Linked DNA regions of Homo sapiens: all the other regions are linked to region 4. A link is a loop called in an ENCODE intact Hi-C map of the cell type or tissue named here. Cell type or tissue: IMR-90. All regions are shown on one strand. Region 1 has its middle 35 kb from the start of HMGA2-AS2. Region 2 has its middle 43 kb from the start of LLPH. Region 3 overlaps HMGA2 (high mobility group AT-hook 2). Region 4 holds the start of LOC105369187 (a long non-coding RNA gene). Region 5 has its middle 34 kb from the start of MSRB3-AS1. Region 6 has its middle 82 kb from the start of HMGA2.

Region 1 (5,000 bases), 430 kb after region 4:
AATCTTCCCTAACTCATTTTATGAGGCCAGCATCATCCTGATACCAAAGCCTGGCAGAGACACAACAACAAAAAAATTTTAGACCAATATCCCTGATGAACATCAATGCAAAAATCCTCAATAAAATACTGGCAAACTGAATCCAGTAGCACATCAAAAACCTTATCCACCATGATCAAGTGGGCTTTATCCCTGGGATGCAAGGCTGGTTCAACATATGCAAATCAATAAACGTAATCCAGCATATAAACAGAACCAAAGACAAAAACCACATGGTTATCTCAATAGACGCAGAAAAGGCCTTTGACAAAATTCAACAGCCCTTCATGCTAAAAACTCTCAATAAATTAGGTATTGATGGGACGTATCTCAAAATAATAAGAGCTATTTATGACAAACCCACAGCCAATATCATACTGAATGGGCAAAAACTGGAAGCATTCTCTTTAAAAACTGGCACAAGACAGGGATGCCCTCTCTCACCACTCCTATTCAACATAGTGTTGGAAGTTCTGGCCAGGGCAATCAGGCAGGAGAAAGAAATAAAGGGTATTCAATTAGGAAAAGAGGAAGTCAAATTGTCCCTGTCTGCAGATGACAGGATTGTATATCTAGAAAACCCCTTCGTCTCAGCCCAAAATCTCCTAAGCTGATAAGCAACTTTAGCAAAGTCTCAGGATACAAAATCAATGTGCAAAAATCACAAGCATTCTTATACACCAATAACAGACAAACAGAGAGCCAAATCATGAGTGAACTCCCATTCACAATTGCTTCAAAGAGAATAAAATACCTAGGAATCCAACTTACAAGGGATGTGAAGGACCTCTTCAAGGAGAACTACAAACCACTGCTCAATGACATAAAAGAGGACACAAACAAATGGAAGAACATTCCATGCTCATGGATAGGAAGAATCAATATCATGAAAATGGCCATACTGCCCAAGGTAATTTATAGATTCAATGCCATCCCCATCAAGCTACCAATGACTTTCTTCACAGAATTGGAAAAAACTACTTTAAAGTTCATATGGAACCAAAAAAGAGCCTGCATTGCCAAGAGAATCCTAAGCCAAAAGAACAAAGCTGGAGGCATCACGCTACCTGACTTCAAACTACACTACAAGGTAACCAAAACAGCATGGTGCTGGTACCAAAACAGAGATATGGACCAATGGAACAGAACAGGGCCCTCAGAAATAATACCACATATCTACAACCATCTGATCTTTGACAAACTTGACAAAAACAAGCAATGGGGAAAGGATTCCCTTTTTAACAAATGGTGCTGGGAAAACTAGCTAGCCATATATAGAAAGCTAAAACTGGATCCCTTCCTCACACCTTATACAAAAATTAATTCAGGATGGATTAAAGACTTAAATGTTAGGCCTAAAACAATAAAAACCCTAGAAGAAAACCTAGGCAATACCATTCAGGACATAGGCATGGGCAAGGACTTTGTGTCTAAAACACCAAAAGCAAAGACAACCAAAGCCAAAATTGACCAATTGGATCTAATTAAACTAAAGAGCTTCTGCACAGCAAAAGAAACTACCATCAGAGTGAACAGGCAACCTACAGAATGGGAGAAAATTTTTGCAATGTACTCATCTGACAAAGGGCTAATATCCAGAATCTACAAAGAACTCAAACAAATTTACAAGAAAGAAACAAACAACCCCATCAAAAAGTGGGCAAAGGATATGAACAGACACTTCTCAAAAGAAGACATTTATGCAGCCAACAGACACATGAAAAAATGCTCATCATCACTGGCCATCAGAGACATGCAAATCAAAACCACAATGAGATATCACCTCACACCAGTTAGAATGGCAATCATTAAAAAGTCAGGAAACAACAGGTGCTGGAAAGGATGTGGAGAAACAGGAACAATTTTACACTGTTGGTGGGACTGTAAACTAGTTCAACCATTGTGGAAGACAGTGTGGCAATTCCTCAAGGATCTAGAACTAGAAATACCATTTGACCCAGCCATCCCATTACTGGGTATATACCCAAAGGATTATAAATCATGCTGCTATAAAGACACAGCACACATATGTTTCTTGCAGCACTATTCACAATAGCAAAGACTTGGAACCAACCCAACTGTCCATCAATGATAGACTGGATTAAGAAAATGTGGCACATATACACCATGGAATACTATGCAGCCATAAAAAAGGATGAGTTCATGTCCTTTGCAGGGACATGGATGAAGCTGGAAACCATCATTCTGAGCAAACTATTGCAAGGACAAAAAACCAAACACTGTATGTTCTCACTCATAGGTGGGAATTGAACAATGAGAACACATGGACACAGGAAGGGGAACATCACCTACCGGGGCCTGTTGTGGGGTGGGGGGAGTGGGGAGGGATAGCATTAGGAGATATACCTAATGTTAAATGACAATTTAATGGGTGCAGCACACCAACATGGCACATGTATACATACGTAACAAACTTGCACGTTGTGCACATGTACCCTAAAACTTAAAGTATAATTTAAAAATATATATATATATATATATATATATATATATATATATATATATATATATATATATATTTAAAGAAAATGTGGCAAAAAAAAAAAAAAAAAGAAAAGAAAAAAGAAGTCTAACACATAAGGAAAAAAAAAATTTTCTGTAACCCTTACTAGTATGTAAGCTCCTGGGGCAGACACCACATGAAGTATATCTGTCTCTGTATTGTGAGTCCCAGGCACATTGCCCGACACATAGTAGGTGCTCAATAATGTTTGAGGAAGGAAGATGAATTTCAGTAAAGGAAATAGAATTTATTAAGATTTATTAAGATCTCCTATCCCATCCCCTCCTGGAGATTATTTCTTTCTCTTTCTTCCACGTGGCTATCTTTGACACTTATGCTTACCTTCCCTAGGCAGTGTCATATGTTCTGAAACCTTCCTGCAGCATCAAACACCTGTCCTATGTCACATTACCACTGGGACTCTGCCCTCTTCTGGTCAATATGGGAACTGATCTTTTTTTTTCCTGATGCTATTTTAATGGATGATTAAGGGCTAACCTATTTTCCTTCTTTGTCTGTATTTCTATCTTAATTGGCAATTTCTGGAAAAACAAGAACTAGCCCCAAAGTAAAGACTTCAATCCATTTCTGTTTAGTAATATGTATATAAACCAAGCCAATTACCAAATTCATGAGGGATGAATCCATGTATACAACCATGGCAGTCTTCTTTCATGAATTTAAGACCTATTTATTGACTACCTATGTTAAAACAAAAACTTCCGCTGAATTAAATTTAAAGGAGTCTAATTGAGCAATGAGCAATTCATGAATCGGGCAGCCCCCAAGATCACAGCAGATTCACAGATACTCCAGGAATGCCTATGGTCAGAACAAATATATAGAGAAAAAAAAAGGAAGTGATGTACAGAAATCAGAGGTGAGGTACAGAAACTGCTGGATTGGTTACAGATTGCTGTTTGCCTTATTTGAACACAGTTTGAACACTCAGCAGTGTACAAGTGGTTGAAGTATGGCTGCTGGGATTGGCCAAGTCTCAGCTATAGTTTCAGGGCATATTCCTAAGTTAGGTTTTCAATCTTGTCGGCCTATTAAGTTAGGTTGCAGTTCACCCACAAGGACTTAAATAAAGAAGTACAGAGTCCTTCTCAGGCAATATTTAGTTTGCTTTAACAAATCCCCACTTTTGGTCATTTTTCTCAATTTTGAGGCATTAACCAAAACATTAGTCATTGATGTCACTATCACCATTGTAAATGTACTTATTTGGTCTTGAAACCCACTAGGAAACAGTAGAACAGTGAGTTTTGCAAAGGTAGGAACAAGGGCTTGAGTACAAGTTACCTCCTTTTGCTGGAATATTCTGTTTACAGGAGAAAAATGAAACCTGGTCTATTCTAAGATGTATGTGTTTGCTTAAAATCTTAGTTTGATTATATCACATGTAGCATGAGCGACTCCATTTTTGTTTGCTTTGGTCTGCTGGGGCCTAGTGCATGAACTCAGTCCAAAACAATGGCCTCCTGTAATTTTGCTTTAAAAAATCTCCCTTTTTGCGTCAGGTTCTCACTTAGGTGAGAGTGTGACCAAAACTTAGGGTCTTAGTGCCACACTCAGTTACCATCATTTTGGGTTTCCAGTCTCAGCATGTCATTCATAGGTTACAGTGTCCTTACGGTTGAACACTTCTTTCAGCTCTTGTCATTGCAGTGAAGACAGACCATTTGACATTCTAGAGATGGCTGCATGCAAACATTTAAAACCTTCGAGAGAATACAGTATGCCAGGGAGACTGTTATTATGACTTTGGGGAGGATAATACCAAGAATTTGGAGTATGCTCCTTACTAGGGTCCCCACAAACCAAACCACCTAAAATCAAATAGATTAGAGAATGAGCTAGACAAAGAGTCTACTCACTTAACTAAGCAGTCTCTTCGTTAATCCCCTACAAGTGAATCTCTATAATCTACATTTGATGTATTTCTCCATAGGCCACGAGGGCCAGCAGCTGCACAGATACTTTTCTGTTCAGCCACTAAATAATCTAGAGCAATTCTATTATTTAGCATAACTTTCAGAAGAGAATTTAAGTCTGTTGTGTAACCATAGCCTTTATAGTAGAATCTGCTACAGAGCCTGTCATGAGGGATACATTTCTAATCATTGTCTGTTTTATTCCAAGCCATGAAAAAAGAACCTAACAAATGATGCCTCTCTTGAAGAGTGAAGGCCTCCTGGCAATGTTCTCTTTAACCCATGATGTGGGTTAAGAAGAGTGAACCAATGTTCTGTTTTTGAGTGATTATGAGGCAACATATGTACAACTAAAGTTTCTTATCTACATTAGGACTTTTTTTTTCTTTTTTTTTTGAGATACAGTCTTACTCTGTTGCCCAGGCTGGAGTGCACTGGTGCAATCTTGGCTCACTGCAGCCTCTGCCTCCCGGGTTCAAGTGATTCTCCTGCCTCAGCCT
Region 2 (5,000 bases), 530 kb after region 4:
TTGCTGGAACAATGGCGTGGGCCCTTTTTGTGTATTTCAGGCAATTCCTCAATAGTGTTCATATTTAGTTTTTATGGTTTGCCATTTGAAAGATCTATTTGGAAGTCTGAAAATAAAACTGCTTTTCCCACAGACTAGTTTCTGTTTCCATTTGGCAAACTTTAACACTTCTTTCTCCTCATTTTTGGAATTCAACTGAGGTCAATATGGCTTTGTTTTTGGCCTCCTTTTTACTATTTTCATCCTTGTGCGCCAGGAAGGCCAATGAGCTCATGAAAACATGGCTGCCCCAGGAAAGGATGATACAGACTCCTAAAGCTGAGGACATTTGAATCTGTGTCCCAATGCCATATACAAGGGCACTTTCCCCCATAGGTCAGCACTCCTACTGACACTAGAGACTCCATCGCTGCTAACAACAGGACTTGGGTGAAATCTGTTGACCAGGATTTCACCAGCCTGTCCTTACCTGCCACTCAACTTCTTGAAGGAGTTTCCCAAACCAACTTGCAACTCAAATAATTGAAATTCCCACAGACACCCAACACCTGCTCACCCTCTCTGGACATTCCGAGGACTTCTACTTCCCTTTGATATCCAGTTACCTCAAAGAATGAGTATTTATTTCACCATCTGCAAGATATAACTCTGTGTCAAGTGTCAAAGCTAGCAATGAAATAAACTCTGAATAAATAATGGGAGTCAATATTTGTGATTACAAAGAGATCAGTAAGTCTGTCAGTCGCTGCATACAAAAAGAAAGAGTGCCCTTGAGAAGGGCAAAGAGGCATCCTTGAGGGAGCCCTTGCACCTTCAAAGGGAGCAAAATTACAAGCAAAACACATTCATCCCAGGAAGCTCATCTTGTTCTGCCCACAAGTTGTGTGTGCCTTTAGTTTTGAGTCTTGAGTGTTCCCAGTTTCTCCTCTTATGTGTACCTCTGGAACTTTGCTATCTCTCATTAATATTCTTCTGATTATTGGTCCCCAATTTTGCTTCATGTCTCTCCTTAATGTTCTTCTGATTATTGGTCCTCAGTTTTGCTTCAGTCTCAAATAGTTTTGTCATGCAACTTGAGTCTCTGATCTTCCAATCTGTCCTTTAGTTTTTGTTTGTACTCCACCACATCTTCTTTGACCACTTACCCAGTGAGAAAATATCCACACAGAGACAGTGGAAGGTTTTGTTCAGACTTTCCACTCAAGGCAATGGTTTTTTTTGGTTAAAGGATTGCTTATCTTCCAAATACTATATCTATCACTAAATTCTAAGAGTTATTCCCTACTCTAAAACCTTTAGGTTTGAGTGTGGGCTGGAATCTGAGATAGAGTGGCATTCCTATACTAAACTATATCCATATATCTTCTCATCTTGATCTTGCTGTACGTGTTTGTGTACATAATTCCACATAGATGCATATAGCAAAATAGAAACATTTATTTCAGTTGTTCTTTAAAAACACACAAAGTATCGCACTGCATTTCTCTTTCTTCCTATGAGTGCGTTTCTTTCACAGGGGTATTTAGATAACCAAAAATATTCTCCTGAGTTTTCCTGAGCATTGGTATGACACATAACCACTAAACCTCATATTAAGAAAAAGCTGGCTTAAATAAGAAATTGAAAAATCTGCCTGCAAATAATACTGTAAAAGTTTACAGTCCATCCTAACCATCAAGGATATTTTCCATAACTTTAGGGTTTGATAGTAAAATATATACACACACATATGTATGTTTCTAATAACACAGCACTAAAGTAAAATAAACCTGCTTGTCCAAATACGGTTGCGTTTCAGTCAAAGTTTTGCTTAATGTTTTGAGAAGCGCTTTGGTGAAGATAAATATTCTCAGCCTTAGATTTTATGTCAGATGCTCAGGGTGCCATCTACTGGCCGACTCTGGATTGGGACAGTTTTGTTTTCGGTAGGAACCAAACTCCATGTTGCCACTGATCCACAGCTTCAATGGTGGCCCAATTTTAAGATAATGCCATCTGTGTTGATTTCCTTTTTCAGAGAAGGACATCCAGATTGTTGAGTTTTATTAGAATGAGAAGGCATTTTGTTTTTGAACAGCGATCTTTCTTTCTTCTTTTTTTTTTTTTTTTTTTTGACAGAATCTTGCTCTGTCCCCCAGGCTGGAGTGCAATGGCGTGATCTCTGCTCATGACAACCTCCGCCTCCTGGGTTCAAGCGATTATCCTGCCTCAGCCTCCTGAGTAGTTGGGATTACAGGCGTGTGCCACCATGCCTGGCTAATTTTTGTATTTTTAGTAGAGACCGGGTTTCACCATGTTGGCCAGGCTGGTCTTGAATTCCTGACCTCAGGTGATCCACCCGCCTCAGCCTCCCAAAGTGCTGGGATTACAGGCGTGAGCCACCGAGCCTCGTTGAACAGCGATGTTTCTAATGACACGAGGCCTGAGCTGCGTACTGCCCTGTCACATCAGATTGCTGTGTAACTGCAACCCGATGCCTTGCTCTGTCTGGGACTGTCTGAGTATCAGGTTGAGGATAGGGAGCACGACTGGCCAACTATGTCTTCATGGAAATACCATCCTGGGAGCATACAGCATTCCCAGTAAAGTGATGCCCATGAGAAACGAGGGAAGGGGTTGTGTGTTGGTGCCAACACAGCCATCTCTCTGAAAAAAGAGGCCTCCTTTCTGCCCTGCAGAAGCCAGGAGGTTACTGCAGGCTGCAGAAGATGTGCACCTTCCCAAGAGATTTTTTGGCAAGTTCTCTCTTGAGGTCCCTTCCTGGAGAGCAGGTCCAATGCCTTCCTCCTTCATGATCTGCCCAATGACTGCATGCTCATTTTATGGTATTTTATCTTTCAGAAGCCAAGCTTGTGCCGCCCGGCCCCTTTAATGTTTTCTGTGTCTCAGGTGCAAAAGGGTTCTTGTGGACATTCCACACAACAATAACGAATCCATTTATCATCCTGCCCAGCCCCCTGTGGAGCTGCTCTGAGTTCAGAGCTCCCACCGGCCTTGACGCTTTTGAAGGTGAGTCCACCTCGGCCACAGCCAGAGGGTTTCAGAGCTGCCCCAGTTGTTGTTGAAGCTGGGGACTGAGCAATCATGGCCGTTTTACCCAAGGGGGTTGTCCACAAATCAGGAAGTGTCCTGTATGTCTCTGTGTGGAGACCACCTGATCATACTTCTAAAATCTCTTTTTTATTAAAAAAAATTTATGAAGAAACCATTTTCCAAGAATTAAATTAAATTCCAAACCTGATGTGTATGTTGAGGCTAGAATCCAAGATTCAGAGGAGGATAGAGTCCCTCTTCAACCAAGTATCAAGCTAGCCCCTTTGAAATGCTGTGATTGCCTGAGGTGGCTAAAAAAAGCTTATGTAAAAAAAAAAAAATTGGTAGAAATTGGGAATCAAAGATAATGTCTTCACCCTTTACATCAAACACAGGTTTATTTGTATGTCCTTAAAAATATTCACATGAGCCCAGCACAGTGGCATGCGCCTGTCTTCCCAGATACTTGGGAGGCCGAGGCTGGAGGATCACTTGAGCCCAGGATTTCGAGGGCAGATTGGGCAACATAGCAGGGCCCCTATTCACATGACTTATGCAACAATATCAGAAGCATACTGATCATTTTAACAATTAGTCTCTCTCCCTGAGAAATAAGAATAGAAACTTGGAAAAGACCGTGGTGTTTCCAAGAGCATACAGCATAAAGTCCTGGACCCCAAAGAGAATTTTAAACAACACATTCTACAAGCATAAGTGATTTAAAAAATAAAGGTTGTTCACAAACATTGTTTTATCTTAAAGAGCCAGTCTCACTTCAGTTGGCACAGAAAAGAGACATAGAAAAAAATGGATGTGTCCCGAAAGATTTGATGATGATGAAAACACTGCTACAAACCAACTAATACTTCACATGTCAGTATGGTAGACGGAGGTTTCATTATCCAAAACAAGATGGCGGTTTTTCTGCCTAAGAAATCTGGACTAAGAAGACTTTCAGAAAATGATATGTCTTCAATAATTTAACCAAAAATGAAGGGATACAAAACAGATTTGTGAAGCTCAGAGAAAGAATACAAGATAAAATATTGACATCTTCTGTTGTGTCCATTCAGGATCCAAATCCAGCTCATATAATTTGCAACTATTTGACTGGATAAAGGAACATAATAGAGGTGCGAGTTTTAGCCTGGGGCTTTTAAAGATTATCTTTAAAGTTTTCCAAATAAAGCTAACAATTTGAAAGTACTGTTTTTACTACAAGAAGGAGCCCAGTGATTCTAGAAGAACACCAGAAACATGGCACATCCAGGAAACAAAAAATGCCTCTATTGAGTTAGAACAATGAGCTTATCTGCACAGCACAGAGAAACTAAGGTAATCTATTCAGTGCCTAAACTTCCTGCTATTCCAAGCATTCATTGGTCTTTTTCTAAAGAAAGGTACCACACGTTCTGAATTTCCTGTAACTGATTTCCTGTTATATTCCAAGGATCTGCTGGGATCTAAAGAGTACAGCAAAGGAAAATTAAGGCATGTTGAGTTCAATGAAAGAAAGAAAGGCGTGATGAAGGGAAAGAGAGAAGAAAATATCCAGAGAAGAGAGAGAGGGGAAAAGAGAGAAATCATCAGAGAGACGAGAGGAGGTGAGGGGATGAAGTCAAGAGAGAAAAAGTGGCAGAGAAAGGAAGTTGAAGGAAAGAGGAAGGAAAAAAGGAAGTGAGGAAAAGCCATAAGGGAAAAAAATCAACAGAGAAAAGATAGAGAAAGAGGGAAAGGGACGCAATTTCAAGAGGGAAAAAAATGAAAATGCCAAAGGGCAGGTTGGGAGAGGAAGATTCCTGGAGAGGAATCGAAATAATAAAATCATTATCCAGTCATTGAGAAACTCAGCAGGTCAGAGCTGGAAGGAATATTATAAGACATCTTGTGCAACCCTTCTGAATACAGATTCATAAAAAGAGGCCCAGGGAGGTTAAAAAACAAAATGGAAGCCACATAGATGAATA
Region 3 (5,000 bases), 320 kb after region 4:
TGCATTCAACTAGACTGAACTTGGTCACCATTATCATGGGGATTGGTGAGGTTTTCTCTTTGTTGATGTCTTCAGTTTTCAACAAAATTGCTTCTTTGGAAGTTTTTGCTTTTTCTCCTAAACTGGTTATATAGGAATGTAGTAGGTACAGGTCATTCCATTATATAAATCTGTGTTTATAAATGATTTACTTAGCTGTTCCAGCCTGTTAGTTAAATATGTATTTAAGGCCTGTTTTTTCAAAAAAAAAATGTATATATAGAAAAAAAAATAGAAGCTCACAGAATGGATACTGAGTTGCTGAAAATTAGTCATTTGAATTTAAATCTTTTCAGGAGTTTTTGCATTAGGAATTTACACCATATACTCACTCTGAAACCATGGCATAAAAAGTATAATTAGTCACATCTATTAAAACAGTGAAAGAAAATATTTGGTAATTTTCTATTAGCCAATAAGTTACTTTGCATAAGGCAATTGTGAATACTCTTTCTCTTCCTAATCTTAATATGTACACAACTATACATTCAATATTTCTTTCAAGAAAACCAAATCCTACAACCCCAGAAAGAGATTCTAATTTGGTTGTTCTCCATTTCTCTTTATATCATTTATAAAGCACGCAAAACAATTTCTGGCCTCTGATTTTTGAAAACCATAAAATCATTTCACCACTTAAGCCCAAACTTTCTAAATCAAATTTTTACTCTAAGAACAAATACTTTCACCATTTATAAACCTTTCAAATTAAGGTTTTGAGTAGAGCTTTCCAGACAGCCTCCGGAAACCATACCCCATAGCAACACATGTCCCTAAAGCACATTATATTATGTGGTGCTCTACCATAGATGCCCAGTATTTGCCACAGAAGGAACAGAACTTGTCTTACCCCATGAGTAGGCCAATTGGTCAGTGGAGGAGTGACAGGTGAGCAGTCAGTGAGGTGCTGGAGGAGGGTGGATGTGGGGGGTGTGAAGGTTTAGGAGTAGAAAAAACTCACACTCGGGGCTCTGGGTTGCTGGGTGCTTTCTTTGCAGCCCTGGTTTGTGAAGTGATTTATGGGCCATACATCACCTTCCTGGTTGGCTTTGTTGACACCTTGTCACATTCTTGCTTGGGCTTGAGGAATTCATTGTTCTTGTTTGAACTGATAAGAACAAAAACAAAAATGAAGAAAGAAAAAAGAAAGGTTTTCTCACTGAGACCTTGGGAAAAGCTAAGGGGGTGGAATGTTGACGTGGAGCGGCAGGCTGCACTTTCCCAAGCAATGCAGCCCTGCGTCTGCTGGCTGCTGCAGCAGCAGGGAAGCTTTGCCTTTAGGAGTTCTGGCAGAAGCTTTATTTGCCCTGTGGAAGTAGTTTCCTGGCTTGGAGCTGTTCCTTTTTGCTAGAATGGTACTGTGCAGAGAGGCCTTAGGAGGGGTCAAGGAGAGAGGTTTTCCTTTGAGAACTGGGAGACATAATGGCTGAGAGGAGATTCCAATGGGAGGTAAAATGACCCCGGTCACTGGGAGAATGTAAAACACACGGTGACTTGATGTGAGCTGGTCTCTCCAAAGTTCATCCCGCTGTACAGCATGCATTTTGGGCATGGTGCCATGCTGACCTTTCCCCTTTAATGTGTAGTGCCCCATGCTTCACTTAGTATTTTGGCAGCCTGCACACAGAGGCTAGCATTTGAGCCCAGTGCTTTGAAGAGAGCAAAAAAGTTTCAGAATGAGAACTCTTCAAGTCACTGGTTATACATAGGGTATTATCTCCCACGTCAATGGAGCAATGGATGACCTGCCTGGTTTTTTTTTTAGGCCTCTTCCCTTTTGTCTTTGCTTCAAAAAAAAAATTAATAGATTAAATTATTTGTCATCCAAGAGAAGTAAACAGGTCAGATCCTATGTTCCATATCATGGGATTGTAAACGCTCATATTTCCTTTTGTGAAAATTTTTTCTTTAAGAGCAGCCAAGCATGAACATACTGCATTCACTAATATTCTCTGTCATCATGCTACTGTTGATTGAAAGGAGAAGAACCTACTTGCACCCCAGCCAAGGGTGAGGTGTCCTGGGGAGTGTTCACACTTTTGTGTTATACTGTTAACAAGTTCATGTGTAATGTAATAATAAATCATTTTACCTGGAAGCGCCATTCACACATCCCCACTATGAACCCCATTTTGAACTGGAGCCATAGAAAACTGTTTTTAAGCTTCTTAAAATGGTTCTCTGCAACAACGTTTCTTGTAGAATGAGGATGCATAAACTTGTTATAACATACTTGACTTTCCAAGTGGTCCCTGTAAACAAGGGATGCTTGAAGAACTGCCAAGCTAGGTAGCCAGAGATTGGGATTGAAGAGCTGACATTGTTCTAACACTGAATGCAAATGGAAATGACCTAATACATGTGTAATAGTAAAGCTAATAAACGTGTAACTGTATAGCAATTGCAGGATTAAAATAAGAAGCAAATTTTGGAAAGCGCACACTTTTTCTTTTGGGTCATCTACCTTGCTATGAAGTGATATTTTGAATAACATTTAAATATCTAAATATGTGTATTGCCATTAATATTGACATCAAAGTTTCAACACATATCTGTTTTAAAAAATCTACAAGCCCAGTTTCCCCAGTTTCTTTATAACTCTGATGAGCCTGCTAGTTCTGCCTTTGCTTTTTTCCCAACTTGGAATCTACTCTGGTTTCCAGAATTAGGTTTATTGACAGTGTTTCACTGCTCTCTGCTGGAGAAGCCCAAAGCCAAGCCAGGCATCTAAGGCTCTAATGACTTGCAAGGAATGCAGGTGAGATGGCTCAGCTGATAAACTCCCGGCCTCTGAAATTAAACTCAACACAAGACTTATTCATACTAGTCGAAGATCACAGTTTACAAGCTATGCTGTACAGGCTAGAAATGGGTTTCTCAGAGAGTAGTATAGGTAAGATAGAAAGTGTAATACTGCCTAAGCTCCAATTTCTTGCTTCGAATGTTGTCCTTTGTAAAGATATCCTATATAATGTTGCACAGAAACTGTGCAGTTTCTCAAGTCAATTTTCATCCTTCCATTTTTGACACATAGGTATAAACTTAATTCTGGTATGTACATCTGAGACAGTAATCAACCATTCCCCTGAAAGAAAAAAAATAAAGACTTTTTTTTATTTTTGAGACAGTGTCTAGCTCTGTCGCCCAGGCGGGAGTGCAGTGGCATGATCACGGCTCACTGCTGCCTTGATTTCCCAGGCTCTGGTGGTCCTCCCTTCTCAGCCTCCCAAGTAGCTGGGACTACAGGCATGTGCCACCATACCAGCTATTTTTTTTTTTTTTTTGGTAGTGATGGGGCTTCGCCATGTTGCCCAGGCTGGTCTCGAATTCCTGGGCTCAAGCAATCCACCCACCTTGGCCCCCGCAAAGTGCTGGGATTACAGGTGTGAGCCACCATGCCTGGCAATAAAGCACTTTTAACTAAAATATATCAAATTTGAAACAAACTATATATAAAGTTTTTTTCTTCTAAACTTCATATTTAGTAAGTGCATGGCCAGAAAAAAGAGAACAAGAGTATGTACCAAGTAAGCAAAAGTGTGTTATGACATTTTTTTCCTGAAACTTTTCTAGGTAGGAATAAACATTAATTTACATCTTCATTTGCATGAACACAAAACTCTACTATAATCTAGATGCTATACTTCTCAAATTTAAAACAAAAGTACAAAAACAAAAACAGTAAACACTTTAGGTGAATGTTGTGTTAAATGTCTATATTGAGCGTATATGTACACATATATTTATGCATATGTGGATGTGTGTTTATACATATATTCTATGTATATATCCTTGGGTGGGAACAGGGTGCAAAGATCTAAGCATAACATATCTCCACAGGGATTTATGTTCTTTTCAGTCTGGTATCTTTTAACTTAAAAACAACTCGATGAATAGAAATCATAAAAGCCATCCTTACAACAGCATTAAAGTGCTATTCTATTCTGCAGCATTCCAAGTGAATTATTGCTGTGCTGTCAAAGAAAACAAAAACATTTGAGAAGGACTGTTTATTTTACAGTGGTTGACCAAAAGTATGCAAGTGGTTATAAAAAAATGTAGACAGCTAACGATGGGAGGTGCCACTTGCACATTCTGAAATCCATTCACAAACCTTTGACACTAACTCTTGATCACTGGAGATAATATTAGAAGCAAAGCATTTTTCACGGGGAAAATCCTAGCACTTTGAAAGCATTTCAGGTCAAAGCAAATAAATAAAACCTCTATCCCTCATCCTGTATCACTGGCATCTCCTCACTCACAGAACCTAATGGCATGATTGTTTTTTCCCAAGAAGAGCAAGAAAACTTTGCAAAAATATTTCTCTCAGAGGTTATGGCAATGAAGGATTTTTGTGCCATGAAACACGTGTTGCCCTTTGTATTTAAAGATTAAAATAAAAACTGCTGTTGACAATGTTAATAGATTCTTTCATTAAACAAATATTTCATTTTAGAGCTATATGGGAAATTAGAGACCTCAAACACAGTCCCTGTATATTAAAGATAACAAAATGTATACTTAGGGAAGATAAATGACTTGCTTAAGGTCACACAGCAGGTAGCATGGAAGGATGAGTTAGAAGTACTAGTTCAGTGTTTGTATTTGTATGTTTTGCCTCAGAATCAGACAATGTACAGTTAAGACCTCATCGATATCTCCCGGTAAATGCTTATTTAATGTTTAAGAATTTTCACTGGTAAAGAGATTCTTATTCCAGGAGTCTAGGTCTTGGGGTTTAGGTTTCTTTTACTTAAAAAAAAAATTCCTCTGATAAGTGAGGATTCATTTAACTTTCTGGTGGATCATTAGGTACCTTTCAAGAAATGAGAATAATCATAACTGGCTCTATTTATCTTAGCATGGGTTGAAAGATATGAAAAGTTCCTTGATATGACTGGCACGATTCTATCCCATAAAACCACTCGTAAATATCAGTTGAAATAATGCCTGTAGGG
Region 4 (5,000 bases):
TACAGAGGCAGGCAGGCCTCCTTGAGCTGTGGTGGGCTCCACCCAGTTCGAGCTTCCAGGCTGCTTTGTTTACCTAAGCAAGCCTGGGCAATGGTGGGTGCCCCTCCCCCAGCCTCGCTGCCACCTTGCAGTTTGATCTCAGACTGCTGTGCTAGCAATCAGTGAGACTCCGTGGGCGTAGGACCCTCTGAGCCAGATGCAGGATATAATCTCCTGGTGCGCCGTTTTTTTTTTTTTGTTGTTTGTTTTTTTTTTTTTTTGAGATGGAGTCTCGCTCTGTCGCCCAGGCTGGAGTGCAGTGGCGGGATCTCGGCTCACTGCAAGCTCTGCCTCCCAGGTTCACGCCATTCTCCTGCCTCAGCCTCCCAAGTAGCTGGGACTACAGGCGCCCGCCACTACGCCCGGCTAATTTTTTGTATTTTTAGTAGAGACGGGGTTTCACCATTTTAGCCGGGATGGTCTCGATCTCCTGACCTCGTGATCCGCCCGCCTCGGCCTCCCAAAGTGCTGGGATTACAGGCGTGAGCCACCGCGCCCGGCCCGGTGCGCCAGTTTTTAAGCCCGTTGGAAAAGCGCAGTATTCGGGAGTGACCCGATTTTCCAGGTGCCGTCTGTCACCACTTTCTTTGACTAGGAAAGGGAACTCCCTGACCCCTTGGGCTTCCTGAGAGAGGCAAAGCCTCGCCCTGCTTCGGCTCGCGCATGGTGCGTGCACCCACTGACCTGTGCCCACTGTCTGGCACTCCCTAGTGAGATGAACCTGGTACCTCAGATGGAAATGCAGAAATCACCCATCTTCTGCATCGCTCACGCTGGGAGCTGTAGGCTGGAGCTGTTCCTATTTGGCCATCTTGGCTCCTCCCACACAATGTTTTTTAAACAGTTTTTTTTTTAAAGAAAGTACATGTAGGCATGAGAAGACAGCATCTTAGGACAGTAAAGTAAAACAGGGTTAAGAGATTGGCTAGATACCAGGAAAAAGAAGTTCTAACAGAGACAGCAAGGGATAGGAAAGAAAACAAGGAAGGGAGAAAGGAAAACAGTGAGAAAGGAGGGAGCAAATTATGGGCAGACCAGAATTCAGCACAGGAAGGGCCAGGTATGCAAGTTTGAAAAATGCACCATGGGACTTGACTGTGTAGTGAAGACTGAGACCCGCTACTCTAGGACGTTGAGGAGGAAGCTTCATAGAATGCTCTGCTGCTTCCTGTCCTGTTACCCAATCAGGAAAGGGGAGGGGATCAGGGGTGGTGAGAAGGGAATAAGGGCAGGAATTATGAGAAAACTGAAACATGGAAAGGTAAATCAACTTGTGAAGAAAGGTCTCTTGGCTCGTTGCTGGCAACACTGGATCTAGAACTCCGCTTTCAGGGTGTCCGAATTCGTTCTCAATACTTCTCCACCCCTGTCTGCCAGTTTCTCTCTGTACTTGGAGACCTAAATACAAAAACTGGCTCCAGAATTTGAAATCTATGCCTTAGCTTTTTTAGGGTGACCATAAGTTGAGGGAGGAACAAGGATGCTGGTCAAAGTTCCCATCAGTGACCTGCGGAAAATTGGAAAATATCAGGTACCACCACTTCCTCCCTTCCCACAAGTCTTCTAGACCTCTCTCTCTTTGCAAAGAGTCGTCAGAGAAGGTTCCAAGCCAACTGCTTAATGAATTAATAGCCCTTATTCCACTGTACAAAATGTAAGAGAAAGAATCCATTAGTAATTAGTCTAGTTCATGTTTCTAGAAGCGCTATTTTCTTCCCATGACAAAACTTCAAAACACCAGAGAAAATAAGTAGGAAGGTCTCTGTGGTTATGCACTTTAAGTGAATGATGACAATTTTGAGATACGTGCCAAAATAGGAGAGTCTTCATTTTCCTCATACCTGTTAAGGTAGTGGTCTGGACTTGTTCACGCCTACACCTGAAGCAGAGGGACGGCCTGTCGGAGCTCAGTCAAGTAGGCGAGTGCTCTTTGTTCCCCCGTGGCCTCTGAAGTTACTCTAGAGCTATGCAGCTCAAGGCCAGCAGATGGCGCGTGGCGTCAGGCTGCGAGATAGCGCCGAGACAGCATGGACGCCGGGAGCCTGGGAAAGCCAACTGTACCACAGGAGTCTAAACTGTAGCTAGGAATAGAAGTACGCTCATTTTAGCTATTAGAAGGTTTGCCTGATACTCTGGCTCTTTATTTCGAGGATGTCTAGCTCACCTGTGATATAACTCAGACCCCATTTCACTCATTTCTTAAACTAGGAATGGGTAAGTCTCACCATTCTTCTCTGCTTGTTTAGGACACTCTTGAGAACCTCCTAAAATGCTGTGGAATGGAACAGCGGGACAGACCAGAAGTACATTCTGGGGAGAAGAGAATAAAAACACCATTCCTTGAGAGTGGAAGTGTCAGAGGCGTTCAAACCAGAGCGACTCCATCTTGAGTAGGGGCTCGGTAAAATGAGAATGAGACCTGCTGGGCAGCATTCCCAGGAGGTTAGACATTCTTAGCCACAGGATGAGATAGGAGGTCGGCAGGATTGATATCACAAGATACGGGTCATAAAGACCCTGGTGATAAAACAGGATGCCATAAAGAAGCCGGCCAAAACCAAGATGGTGATGAAAGTGACCTCTGGTCATCCTCACTGCTCATTGTACGTTAATTATAATGCATTAGCAGGCTAATAGACACTCTCAGCAGTGCCATGACAGTTTACAAATGCCATGGCAACACCCAAGTTACCTTATATGGTCTAAAAAGGGGAGGAACCCTCAGTTTTGGGAACCTCCCCTTTCCCAGAAAACTTATGAATAATCTACCCCTTGTTTAGCATATGATCAAGAAATAACCATAAAAATGTCCAACCAGCAGCCCTCAGGGCTCTCTGTCTATGGGGTAGCCATCCTTTTGTTTCTTTACTTCTCTGATAAACTTGCTTTCACTTTATGGACTCCTGAATTCTTTCTTGCACAAGATCCAAGAACCCTCTCTTGGGGTCTGGATCAGGATCCCTTTCCAGTAACAGAAGCAGATGATCATACAATCCACTTTATTGTCCTTCCCCAGCCCACAATCGAGTTTCCTGGAATCATAGTACAGTTTCCTAGAAGGCCTACTGCTGGCATATAGTTAGAGATAGCTGACAACATCTCTTAGGTTTTGAAAATAGATTACTTGTACACTTATCAAGCAGATTTTAACTTAATCTAATTGTTTTCAGTCCAGCACCTTGGCCTGGTGTCACTGAGCCTGGAACTTCTCTAGAGAATAAACTTCAAGTTTTCTAAGGGAAGAGGGGAGGAGAACAGAAGGGTGGAGGGATAATTGTCTGGCTGTATGGGGGTGGATGAGGGAACCTAGAGGTTAAACTGCTCTGCCTTCCAGAGACCTTCAACCAAACCAAGTTTCAGCCCCATGCTTCAGCCTCATTTTCTATAGTACTTAGTGCCTCTAAGGCCTGAATCTTTCTGGGGCTCTAAAGGGAAAATTGTCTTTTTTTTTTTTAAAAAAAATCAATATTTTCTTTAGCAGATACCTGTCATTCTGTTAAACCCCTGCTGTACATTTTCTTTGTTTCCCACATTGTGAGTTTTATTTTTCCAGGGCAGAATTTCCCAGCATCTCTTCCAGCTCCCAGGGAGAAGGTCTGGGACCTATGTTCTACCAACCAAATACACTCTCATGAAGCTCTCATTTGGAAGTCAGCAACATGCAGACACAGACTGGGTTCTGAGCATCTATGGTGCAGATGAAGATGATGGCAGGAGCTGTGGAGGCAGTAGAATCCTCATCAAGCCACTTCTGTGTGAGATGCCGGGCTGTGTTCCTATGAGCTTAGCCTTGAGCTTCTTTTTTGCCAGACCTCCCAATGAATCACCGAGCACCTAATAACTCCCAGTAATTTCCTTTTATGCTCAAACCAGCCCAAATGGTTTCTATAGTTTGCAACTAAAGGGGAAAAAAAGGAAGAAAGAAAAGAGACTAATTAATTTCATCCATGAAAGTAGGGTCAATCTAAAATCTATAAGAATCAAAAATGCAGAATTGGGCTCAATGCAGGCAGGAAGACAGAAGGCAAAATGTATTTTGTTATGTACAAAGTACTATATATGGTACAACTTGCCAATACTACCTTCCCAAGGCAGGTGTTATTTGACTGTGGCCACAACCCAATATGGAGAGAAGCTCCATGACATGGAGCACTGAAACACTGACAAGGCCAACTGCTTCTTTATCTGCACCAAAGAAGCAGAAATAGTGACTTCAAAGTAGCAACCTTAGCCAGAAAGACCCTAAGTCCTTCTCCCATTATTATTATCATTATTATTATTACTATCATTTTGTAAGGCATGCCCACTGGGCCCTCTCCCATTATTTAAGGATTATCTGCAAGACACCTTGGACCCATTAAAAAAGTTCAGATTCAGGGGAGTGTTTCCCATGAGAAGCTATGATTTCAAATTGTCTCAAAGAAGTAGCCATTGAAGAAGAACTAGAAAAGGATAGATCAGTGATGTTGGAAGTAAAGGGGGAAGGATCTTCAGGTTTAAAGACTGTGGACACAGCATCTTTGGCTGTGTCTACACACATATGCAATTGATAGGAAGCAAATAGAACAGAAGCCAACTAAGATTTTTAGGAAACCACATTGTCAAAGACACCTCAAGCCTGCCTGAAAACAGTGTATAATTTTTATTTTTAAAACAAATTCCAGGCCTCTAGACCTGCAGTAGCATGAAGAGGTCTGAGGAAGCTGTGCGTCCCTCAAGAAAGCAATTCTTTATTGCCCATCAAAGATGAATCCATAGGGGATCATTAACAAGGAGATCATCCCAGAGAGCAGCTTCTAGAATCACCAACCAAGTAAGTCTCATTGCTATCCCTATACACCAAGGTTTGCTATTTGCTACTCATTCACAACTGTTGAGTGTTTCCCATTCTTCTATGTTTTAAACTGAAAGTTTAAAAAAAATTCTTGGTTATCCCGTTTCTTCTTTACATTTGCATAATG
Region 5 (5,000 bases), 120 kb after region 4:
AAATTGGCAGAAACAGAAGCAAATTATCCTGGTTTCATGTACAGGCTTTATGTACATGACTCAGAGAGGTATGAGGGACAGCCATCACACTGAATAAATATAAGAGGTGAGTTTTTGGAAGAAATTCAGATTATTTTTTATTTAAGGGAGTTAACTCAATTTAGCTTGAAAGAGTATTTATGTACATTAAAAGATCAGATATATGATCATGTTTTAGGAAAAATTTAAAGATTCTAAATATGGCATTACTTATAAGTATATAGTATGTGTGTTCATACCTACAAACATATCTGAAATTCTGATGAAGAAAATGTGGTTTATACTTTTAACATCAGTTCTAAAATTCACTTAGGAAAGTTCTTAGGAACTCCTAGAGATAAAAACATTAATAAATAAAGCCTAATTTTCATGAATGCTTATACTCAAGGGCTATTCAGCCTGAATTACACAACACATTTTGAGCTTTGTAACTCTTAGAGTGCATATAATTTTTAATTGACTTTTCCTTGGCAATGTCAGTATGTTTGTATTATATTCATGGGACTCCCTCTGGTGTATAACTTAACACATGAAAATTCTTGTTTTACTCTTTACCAGGGTTTTCTTGCAGCCTGATGGATAAGGTGTCTAATTATGAAGTACTGTGGAAAGCTCTGGATCAAATCATATGTTTTTATTGAAAATGAGGTCATGTTGGGTTGTGTGATATAACTAAATAATCAGTTAACCATTTATCCAAGCCAAACACAGAGTAATTAGGTTTGGTAAGATGGCTTCCTCCTTAAGATCCATAACTCAGGCCTGGTGGTTTGGGAACAATATGGATAGAAATTGTGTATGTTTTTCTTGGACATTTCAGTGATGGTATTTTCTAACTAAACTGTTTTTTAGATAGAATTTAATTTTACATTCATTTTTACTTTATGTGGCATTTGCTAAAAGAACATTTGCTAAATAATTATCTAAAATTATGTGGTCCCAAAATTTATTACTCAAGTAATAGAAGTCACAGGTAAACAACGACTTGGGAATTTCTGGATAATAATTTAAACAGTGATACCTTTAATCATCCATTATAATATTTTTGATAGTAGATTTTTAGATAGATCATGGAAGTATACATTTCAAATATATTGTTACATTTCCCCCAAAAAACATTGAAATGCTCTAGTTTTAATACTCTGCCAGTTCCAAATGCTTGTGATTCTTGTGTACTTATGTCTAGTGCTTGCATTTTATGCTGATGGAAAATGACACAGATGCTATATTTAAGTTCATTTGTTTGAATTTTGTCAAAACAACAAACTTAGATCAGTCAAAAGCTTTACATCCAAATAATGTGTAATTTTTAACTTTTTAAGGTGGGTACTTTGGCATAAATTCTTAAAATATAAGATTATTACACTAAAGAATTAGTATTCTCTTGTTTCTCTTCTTGGGATTATAACTGTACCTTCTATGAAGATACTGAAATTTGCTGTGTATTTCATAGCAAATATGGTGGATGACCATGAAAAACTGTTTTATAATTTAGCTTAGGCCTACTAGATAGTTTTTACATTCAACATTTATGCCTCAAAGGAGTATTGTAGTGTACCATTGTAGAATTTCCATATTCATCCTAGGTTTACTACTGATATGACTTCAAAAATGTGATATTGTCAAAACTGTGCCAGCTGTGAAATTAAAATTGGGCATCCATGAACAGCTGTATTGAATAGCTTGACATCTGTGAAATCAAAAGTGTATTTCGAATTCAACTTTCAAACCACAGAATTCAAGTAAGCAAAAACTGACCATGTGTTAAAAACACTTGAAACTCTTCCTCTTGTAACTGTTTATCTACATTTTAAAAACTCTGTTTACATTGTAGTAACAGCTGTGTTTAAAAGGGACATGACAGAGCAGACTAATTTATAATGCAAAACTCTATTCTAAAAAAAAACTTCTGTTTGAAAAAACACTTCAAAAGAGGGCAAAAATGATTAAAATAGACACAACCATTTGTTTAAACTATGACTTTCTCAAGAAAAAACAGCCTAATGTAAACTGGCCTATGCATGTTCCAAGCAGCTGTTCTGTGTAATGCCTCTACAAAACCTTTTCCTTTGGGGGATGGGCAGAAAGAAAATGAGAAACTGACCATAGCAAAAGGTCATTGCCATTTGAGAAACTGCACAAATCTAAGGATGAACTATTAACTGTTTTTGAATTGTGCCAAGTTCATTAAATTAAAAACTGAGGAAGCAGAGCCAGTGACCAGTGATCTTACAATGGAAAAGTGGAAAAGTCATTCCTGACCATTCATTGGGTTTCTATAAGAAAACCACAAAACTGTTCAATAAGAAAAAATGTACAAATAAATAAGTCAGTTTGTCTATGCTGTACCATATATTAGCAGATCTTTCCTTTTACTCCTTTTTTCTAAAAAAGTTATCATTGTTTAGGCATTTGTAGACATGACACTAATGCCTCTTTTACTCCATTCCAGTCGGTTTCTGTTGGTGTTTGATGCTGTTGACATCTCTCTTTTATAAAATCCTTTCTTCCTTTGGTTCCCATGATACTATTCTGTCATCCTACCTCTGGACCACCTCTAGAGCTCTAGATACAGCACATTTTCCTGTATGTTTTCTAAATATTCCCTTAAGTCCTGTCTTTAAACTATCTTTTCTACTCAGATGCTGCAAAATGATCTCATGGGTCTCAAAGAGGCAAGAAAGCAGAGTTACTGATGTCTCAGCCTGGCCTTTGAGGCAGCCACCCATTTCTCAGATTCTCAGGAATTAGTTGAGAGAGCCACACTGAAGAAACCTGTGTGGACCAATGACCAAGGACCAGAGAGGAACTAGGATGCTACATCAGACACCAGCATGGCCTGGCAGCACCAGAACCCTTCCTTCCCACTCACATACACCAAGCTTGAAAATGTAGGCACGACCCTAAAGAGAACAGAATGGAATCCTAAACAGATTAAGATCGACTTTTCACTGCCCAACAGTATAAGGGCCGAACATAGAAATTAAACTCTGTTCAAGAAATATGACAATAGGTCCATTTCACATGTTACTGTGTGAAATAATTTTCCAGCCTTTCCTAGCACAATGCCCACAACATACTTGGACTTCAAAAAATGTGTTTTTCTTATTTCTATGGAGGGTCACAAGACTTTCATGCAGCATTATCTGATGAGTTAAATTGAATGGATTTCATTCATTCATTCATTCATTCACTTGCTCATGTAACAAAGATATTTTGAACACTTATTCTGTGCCAGGCAATATTCTAGGCACTAAAAATACCATAACAAGCAAATGAAGTTCCAGTCCTTTAGAGACAGAGACAGCTGAAAAAATAAAGAAGGAAGGAAGGAAGGAAGGAGGGAGGGAGGGAGGGAGGGAGAAATAATAGAAGGACGGGAGAGAGGGAAGAAAAAGAAAGAATGAGAAAGAGAAAGAAAGAAAAAATCAGTAATGACAAAATATAAGGAATAAAACAAAGCAGAATATTAGAAAATGATGAGGAGAAGGGCTGGGAGTGGGTCTGCTCTTTCTGACAGAGTGGTCAGGAAGCCCTCTCTGAGTAGATGAAATTAATGCAGAGCTTGGCATGATATTAGTGAACGCAACTTAGAGCTCTGTGAAAAGAACACTCCAGACTGGGGAGCCAGTAGGGCACAAACCCTTGAGAAGCCTTCCAAATCAGTATTCTCTAAATGCATAACTCAAGTTAGAGTATATGGGAAGAAGTCTGTAATCTTAATGTAAATCCTAACCATTCCTTGGGTTTCATTTATATAACAGCCAAAATATATTTTGGAAGAGGAAAATATTGGAATCATTCAAAGATGAAAGTAATGATCTCCTGTTGTTAAGTTGTCCTAAACGCATGTGTTAAAATAGAAAATAAACATCTATATAATGCTGATGTGTGTCCGTGTCTATATTTGCATCATCTATATTTACATCTGAATATGCTATATACTCTAAATATATCTGTACCTACATCCATCTGTCTTGTCTATCTGTCACTATACAGCTGGATATGCAATATAATCATTTTGCTACTAAGGCCTCAAATCTGATTAACTTATTCCTGAATGATGAGAACTGCCCTCCTGGGCAACTCCTGATAAGTAGAATAGATAACTATGTTCCTACAACATGCATATCTATATCTGTATTTCACTATGCTTAAAATTGTATTAAGTACACATGAGGCTTCAGCTTAAGCTCTTCCAGGTTATAGCTTTGGAAAACAACTGAATAAAGCATCTTCAGCAAGAAGATGATTCTACACATAAAGCACAATTGGGGGCGAACTATTTTTGTTATTATCATGTAAAGAGATATCAGAAAGAGCTCCCTTGAAAGATATACTATTAATTTAAAATAGCATACAATCTTACTTTATTATTTGGAAAAAATGTAAAAATGTTTCCACTGCTGTGCAAAGTTTTCTTAAGATATCCCCCTTGGGACATGAACAGACACTTCTCAGAAGAAGACATTCATGCAGCTAATGAACATGGAAAAAAGCACAACATCACTGATCATTAGAGAAATGCAAATCAAAACCACAACGAGATGCCATCTCACACCAGTCAGAATGGCAGTTATTAAAAAGTCAAGAAACAACAAATGCTGGAGAAGTTGTGGAGAAAAAGGAATGCTTTTACACTGTCGGTGGGAATGTAAATTAGTTCAACCATTGTGGAAGACAGTGTGGTGATTCCTCAAATACCTAGAACCAGAAATACCATTTAACCTAGCCATCCCATTACTGGGTATATACCAAAAGAAATTTAAAACATTCTATTATAAAGATACATGAACGCATATGTTCATTGCAGCACTACTCACAATAGCAAAGATATGGAATCAACCCAATGCTCATTAATGACAGACTGGATAAAGAAAATGTGGTATGTATACACTATGGAATACTATGCAGCCTTGAAAAGGAATAAGATTTGTCCTTGGCAGGAAAATAGATGGAGC
Region 6 (5,000 bases), 180 kb after region 4:
GGGTATATATTTTGTTATATATATATCTATGGTATATATTTTGACACCATGGTAGAATTTCTCTGTATAACCTTTCAACTTACTTCTGCTTTGCACTGATATATTTTTACTGAGAGTCTCATGCCTCATACAGGCTATAGGAATGTTTGTTATTAACCCAATTATTTGTTGAGTAAGATACAACACCCCTTCCCCCTTTTGTCTGTCTCTAAATTTACCAAATGCAAAAAGAAAATCTCAAAAAACAAAGAAAGTGGAAAGCTTTTGACCGATTTTTAAAAATGAGTAGGTAGTTTAATTTCAAGTAGTCAAGAATTATGATGTCATAAACATTGTTTACATGGTTCCTTTTTGGTTTTAATATCAGTTTGCTACAATACAATGCATTTATAATTACAATTTTGTTAAGATATACTTGCTGCAAGTCAACCATTTTTCATTAAATAAAGATGTTCTTGGCCGGGCACGGTGACTCACGCCTGTAATCCCAGCACTTTGGGAGGCCAAGGCGGGCGGATCACGAGGTCAGGAGATCGAGACCATCCTGGCTAACACAGTGAAACCCCGTCTCTACTAAAAATACAAAAAACAAAACAAAACAAAACAAAAAACTAGCCGGGCGTGGTGGTGGGCGCCTGTAGTCCCAGCTACTTGGAAGGCTGAGGCAGGAGAATGGCGTGAACCTGGGAGGCGGAGCTTGCAGTGAGCCGAGATCGCACCACTGCACTCCGGCCTGGGTGACACAGCGAGACTGCGTCTCAAAAAAAAAAAAAAAGAAAGAAAGAAAAAGATGTTCTGAAAGAAACTCCAGGATGAGCAACTGCCTTCAAGGGCAGAGGTTTTAAGTTGCCAATAAAATAAAATAGTGACAAGTAAACACTGCGCCTCATCAAGAGGAGCAAGGCAGCTTCTGTTGTGTAGCCGATGTTCCCATTTTCAGAACGTAGATGTAGGTGAGTGAGAAGAAAGAGGATATATAAACCGTCTTCCAGCTCAAATTTGAAATTAAAAGAAAAAAAGACCTAAAAGAGGGGGCCTGCCCTCCACCAACAAGGCAGCAAACCTTGCAGCCTGTGGGGCTTCACCATAGCACAAACCAAGCACCTTTACTTGCAGCTCTCTAAGGGCCCAGATTTGAGTTTTGACTCAGAGAAGAGAGAGCAGAGGTCTCTAGAAATGCCTGTTGGGTTTGAAGAATGCTGATGACATTTTTGCAACTATCCTTTATCATCTGTTTTCTGTACTTCCACCACTGGCTCCACCTTTTTCTTTCTGCAGTTCAAAATCGTTCTGTGAAATATCTCCTCCATTTCAAATCTTGGCTCTTCACCACTCAGTTTAAGAGTAGCAAACACCTTGCAGCCTGAGGTTCCACCTTGAACATGGAGAACATTCAAACACAATATGGGGGAGGAGGCGACCTGCGTGACTTTTAACATCCCCTTCATATCCTCCCACTGGGCGCATTTTAAGCGCCAGCGCTCACCACATCCGGCTGCCCCACCGCCCGCGCCCGGAGCCCCAACATTCCCAGTCCTCTCCCTTCTCTCACTTCTAGGTCAACAAATATTTTAATAGGTCCTTTTGAACAGATGTGGCCTGTAGATGTATGCAATGACCCCATCGGAAATAATTTGGGGTGAAGGGGGAAGGCGACCTTCCTCTCCAGGAGAGCCTTTATTGTATAATCTCTAGTTAATGAGCCTCTCTCTGGGCCTCAAACCGGGCGAGTTATTATCCGTGTCTGCAAGTCTGGAGAAGAGGCTAAGAAGCAAACCTCCTGGGTGTCCGGGACCACCGGCCTTAGCCTTCTCCAAGCCCAGGGCAGGGCGAGAAGAACATGGCCCGGTTCCCCTCGGGGTCTCTGGCCCAGCTGCGGAGGGGGAAAGGTGATCGATCTTGCTGGGGGCCACCGCTAGCCCACCGCTTCCTGCCGCGACCTGCCGCGGCGGCCGGAGCCCGGGAGCTTCCCATTGGCTCACGGGCCGACGCCATGCAGTCTGGGGGGGCGTGGCCGGGCGGCGGGGCGTGGCCAGGCGGTGCGGGGAACTGCGGAGAGAGGAGAGGAGAGGAGAGGAGGGGAGGGGAGGGGAGAGGAGTGGAGAGGAGAGGAGGGGAGGGGAGGGCAGGGGCGGGGCGGGGCCGGGCGGCGGGGGCGCACACCCCAATCTCCCTAGCGCTGTGGGGGTGGCTGCAGCTCCCCGCGCGCTCCCTCCTTTGGGGGGGTTTCTGGGCTCGTGACTTTTTTTTAAATAAAGAATGAGCGGATGCCCGTGACAAGTTAATAGCTCTCGCCGCGCTCTAAAGTTAAGTTGTATCTCCTTCCCGCCGCGAGTCTCCTTCCACAGACCCGCCGGAGCTGCCGGGACGGGCGCTGCGCGGGACTGGGCGTTAGGTGCTCCCGGCTGGTTCCGGCGAGCAGCCCCCACCCCTCGCCCACGCTCGGGGTTAGAGACCCCAGCACCCCACGCAGACGGCCCGGGCTTAGACCTCTCCACGTCGCTGTGGCGCGCGCCCCGCCAACACCCCCACCCCACGCGCAGCCCGTGTCTTCTTTACCCCCGCGCACTTAACGCAGGGCGCACGCACGCATCCCGGCCCCCTCACACTCACACTGCGTCTTCTGTCACACCCCCTGTCGCACACACACTGTTCTCTGACTCCCACCATCTCCTGTCTCACACCCACTCCAGTTTCGTGTTGAGCGGCCGCCAGTTCTCCCTCGGTCGCGCCGGCGCACGCTCGTCCCCTTCTGCCCCGGAGCCCGCCCGCGCCGCACGGTGGCCCCTTGCGCTGGCCTGATCGTGGGAACCAGGCGGGGCCCCAGCGTCCCTGCCCCTGCCCGGTCATCCATCTCCCTCCCGGTCGGCCAGCCGAGACTTCAAAGGCGCCTCCTCCGGCCGGGCCTGCCAAACCCCGACGCAGCCTGGATGTGGGCCGGGGGCGCTCCCCGGCGGGGGGAGGCCGGGCCAGGGCGCGTCTGGGGCCGGCTCCGTCCTTAGTGCGGCGGCGGCGGACTCCAGAGCTGACCGCGGGGCCACCCCCGCCGCGGCCGGGCCACGCGCGGGCCACCCGGGAGCTTCTACCAGCCCAGCGAGCACGCGCCGGCGGGAGGGGGGCCTCATTTTCATGGCAAGGGAAATCCGGATAAGGATGGACTCCTTTCGGAGGAGAATGGGAACGCGCTAGTCCTGGTGCCTGACCCTCTCTCCTAAAGAAAATGAGTCTCCCCTGGAGCTTAAGCCATATTTCCTTCGCCTCCTTTCCTCCTTCCCATTCGGACACCCCTAATTGACAGGCTCTAATCCTCGGATCAGAACTACTTCTGCCTGGAAGATTTGGCCGGCTTTTCCTTTTCTCTCAGCGTTCCTGCAAAGCCAATTCGTTCTGAGCTGCACTGATGGCGGGCTGAGGGAGGAGGGCTACTTCCAACTTCTGGCACCACCTGGGTGGTCGCCGTAACCGAGTGATTCCTTTACAGCTATTTATAATCCTTAACTTTATGAAGGTTCTTTTGCTTAGAAGAGTTAAAGAAGGTTTAAGTATTCTATTTTGGCACTGATGTGGGGCATAGTCACTGAATGATATTTATCTATATTCAACTAGACTATGAATTTTTTGAGCATAGGGGTGTGTTAGTTCGCAGGCCGCAGATTCTAGCATAGGGCATGGCAAATAAATTGTAGCTGTGCAATCAATTATGTTGAATTCAAATGAACCAGCTTTTTGCATGGAGCTTTCCAAACACTTTATCATACTTAAAAATGTTATGTAAAGCTTTCCAAGAAGGAAGGAAAACAGAAGGAGAAAAAGAAACGGAGGATGCAAGAAGGAATCCCAGAATCATTTCAGATCCTTTGAAAGAAAGAGGTTAGATTTAAATCTCAAAGCTAAACCAGACAGATCTGCATATCTGAGAACACAGAAGCCCTAAAACCAATATTAAACATCATCTCAAGTTCATAGTGTTTTCCTGGCTAACAATGCTAGCTTCTCTTAATGTAAGTCTCTAACTTTAAATTGTCCTTATTACTTTTTCTGTCGTGTCTTGAGCTATGAACACAAGGCTAGACTGGACACAGATTGTTCAAATCTAGAAATTGGCAACTTAAGATTTTTATCTGTTAGCCAGCTTTTATCCCATTTAAAGGAAAGGAAGGAGTTAGCATAACCATATTAACTGTTTAGAAAAATTGGTGGCAGTATGGAGGATTCAGTAAAGTGCCTCCAGAGTAACCCGTGGCGGGACATCAATGAGCATTAATATCCTTCTGTAGATCATCTACAATGTAGACAAATGTTTTCATCCAACAATACATTTTTGAGACACATCCATTTTGAGACGTGTAGGGATATACCATTGAATGAATATACCAGAATGTATTTATTCATTCTCCCATAGGGACATTTAGTAGGCCTTTTTTTTTTTTTTCTACTAAAAATAATGTAGTGACATCTTTGTGGTGGTGGTCCCCTTGTTTGCAGATGAAAGTGTTTTCTCTTACTTTTGTCCCTAGAAATGAAATTGCTGGGTTGTAGGGTTACATACTTTCATCTTTACTAGATATCAATCACCAAACTATTCTTCCAAGTGGTTGTAACAGTTTATTCTCTTAGCAGTATGTCAGCCACCTGCTTTCCCCTCATCCCCAGCAATACTTGGCATTGAGAGGTGACAGCATGCTGGCAGTCCACACAGCCCTCGCTCGCTCTCGGCGCCTCCTCTGCCTGGGCTCCCACTTTGGCTGCACTTGAGGAGCCCTTCAGCCCGCCGCTGCACTGTGGGAGCCCCTTTCTGGGCTGGCCAAGGCCGGAGCCGGCTCCCTCAGCTTGCGGGGAGGTGTGGAGGGAGAGGCGCAGGGGGCAACCGGGGCTGTGCACGGTGCTTGCGGGCCAGCACGAGTTCCGGGTGGGCGTGGGCTCACGGGCCCCGCACTAGGAGCAGCTGGCTGGCCCCGCAGGCCCCGGGTAGTGAGGGGCTTAGCACCTGGGCCAGCAGC

The links. A loop is a pair of places that touch in the nucleus more often than their neighbours do. Peaks named below come from ENCODE experiments on the same cell type or tissue, not always from the same donor. Only the 100,000 strongest peaks of a DNase experiment are listed, where the experiment ranks them.
Region 1: it touches region 4 in a loop (5-fold over the local background); 25 of 110 quality-filtered maps call a loop at or near these places.
Region 2: it touches region 4 in a loop (5-fold over the local background); 71 of 110 quality-filtered maps call a loop at or near these places.
Region 3: a loop joins it to region 4, with 7 times the contacts of the local background. A loop is called at or near these places in 12 of 110 quality-filtered maps.
Region 5: a loop joins it to region 4, with 4 times the contacts of the local background. A loop is called at or near these places in 33 of 110 quality-filtered maps.
Region 6: a loop joins it to region 4, with 4 times the contacts of the local background. A loop is called at or near these places in 3 of 110 quality-filtered maps.

What each region holds. Positions count from the first base shown.
Region 1 is chr12:65,980,847-65,985,846 of GRCh38, forward strand. No RefSeq gene overlaps it. Among named protein-coding and RNA genes, the nearest start is that of HMGA2-AS2, 35 kb to the left of the region's middle. RefSeq lists silencers at 2,655-3,226, 2,803-3,097. In IMR-90, a CTCF peak has its summit at 2,993 (motif pointing left); no DNase peak of the experiment used is centred here.
Region 2 is chr12:66,085,676-66,090,675 of GRCh38, forward strand. No RefSeq gene overlaps it. Among named protein-coding and RNA genes, the nearest start is that of LLPH, 43 kb to the right of the region's middle. In IMR-90, a CTCF peak has its summit at 1,888 (motif pointing left); a DNase peak (open chromatin) is centred at 1,826.
Region 3 is chr12:65,875,986-65,880,985 of GRCh38, forward strand. The region is part of intron 3 of HMGA2 (high mobility group AT-hook 2); the gene reads left to right. The region is part of intron 1 of HMGA2-AS1 (HMGA2 antisense RNA 1); the gene reads right to left. Among named protein-coding and RNA genes, the nearest start is that of HMGA2-AS1, 3.8 kb to the right of the region's middle. In IMR-90, a CTCF peak has its summit at 2,737 (motif pointing left); a DNase peak (open chromatin) is centred at 4,066.
Region 4 is chr12:65,554,878-65,559,877 of GRCh38, forward strand. The region is part of intron 2 of MSRB3-AS1 (MSRB3 antisense RNA 1); the gene reads right to left. LOC105369187 (a long non-coding RNA gene) reads right to left here and starts at 2,434. Exons shown (of 3, transcript NR_135033.1): 1 at 2,204-2,434; 2 at 1,881-2,120. LOC105369808 (a long non-coding RNA gene) reads left to right here and starts at 2,035. Exons shown (of 4, transcript XR_945035.3): 1 at 2,035-2,253; 2 at 3,593-3,794; 3 at 4,704-4,852. RefSeq lists an enhancer at 1,389-2,588. In IMR-90, a CTCF peak has its summit at 2,025 (motif pointing right); a DNase peak (open chromatin) is centred at 2,034; H3K27ac peaks cover 354 bases.
Region 5 is chr12:65,673,426-65,678,425 of GRCh38, forward strand. No RefSeq gene overlaps it. Among named protein-coding and RNA genes, the nearest start is that of MSRB3-AS1, 34 kb to the left of the region's middle. In IMR-90, no CTCF peak of the experiment used is centred here; a DNase peak (open chromatin) is centred at 1,956; H3K27ac peaks cover 437 bases.
Region 6 is chr12:65,739,511-65,744,510 of GRCh38, forward strand. No RefSeq gene overlaps it. Among named protein-coding and RNA genes, the nearest start is that of HMGA2, 82 kb to the right of the region's middle. RefSeq lists enhancers at 2,002-2,502, 2,503-3,003 and a silencer at 2,003-2,052. In IMR-90, a CTCF peak has its summit at 2,889; a DNase peak (open chromatin) is centred at 2,021; H3K4me3 peaks cover 2,152 bases; H3K27ac peaks cover 1,379 bases.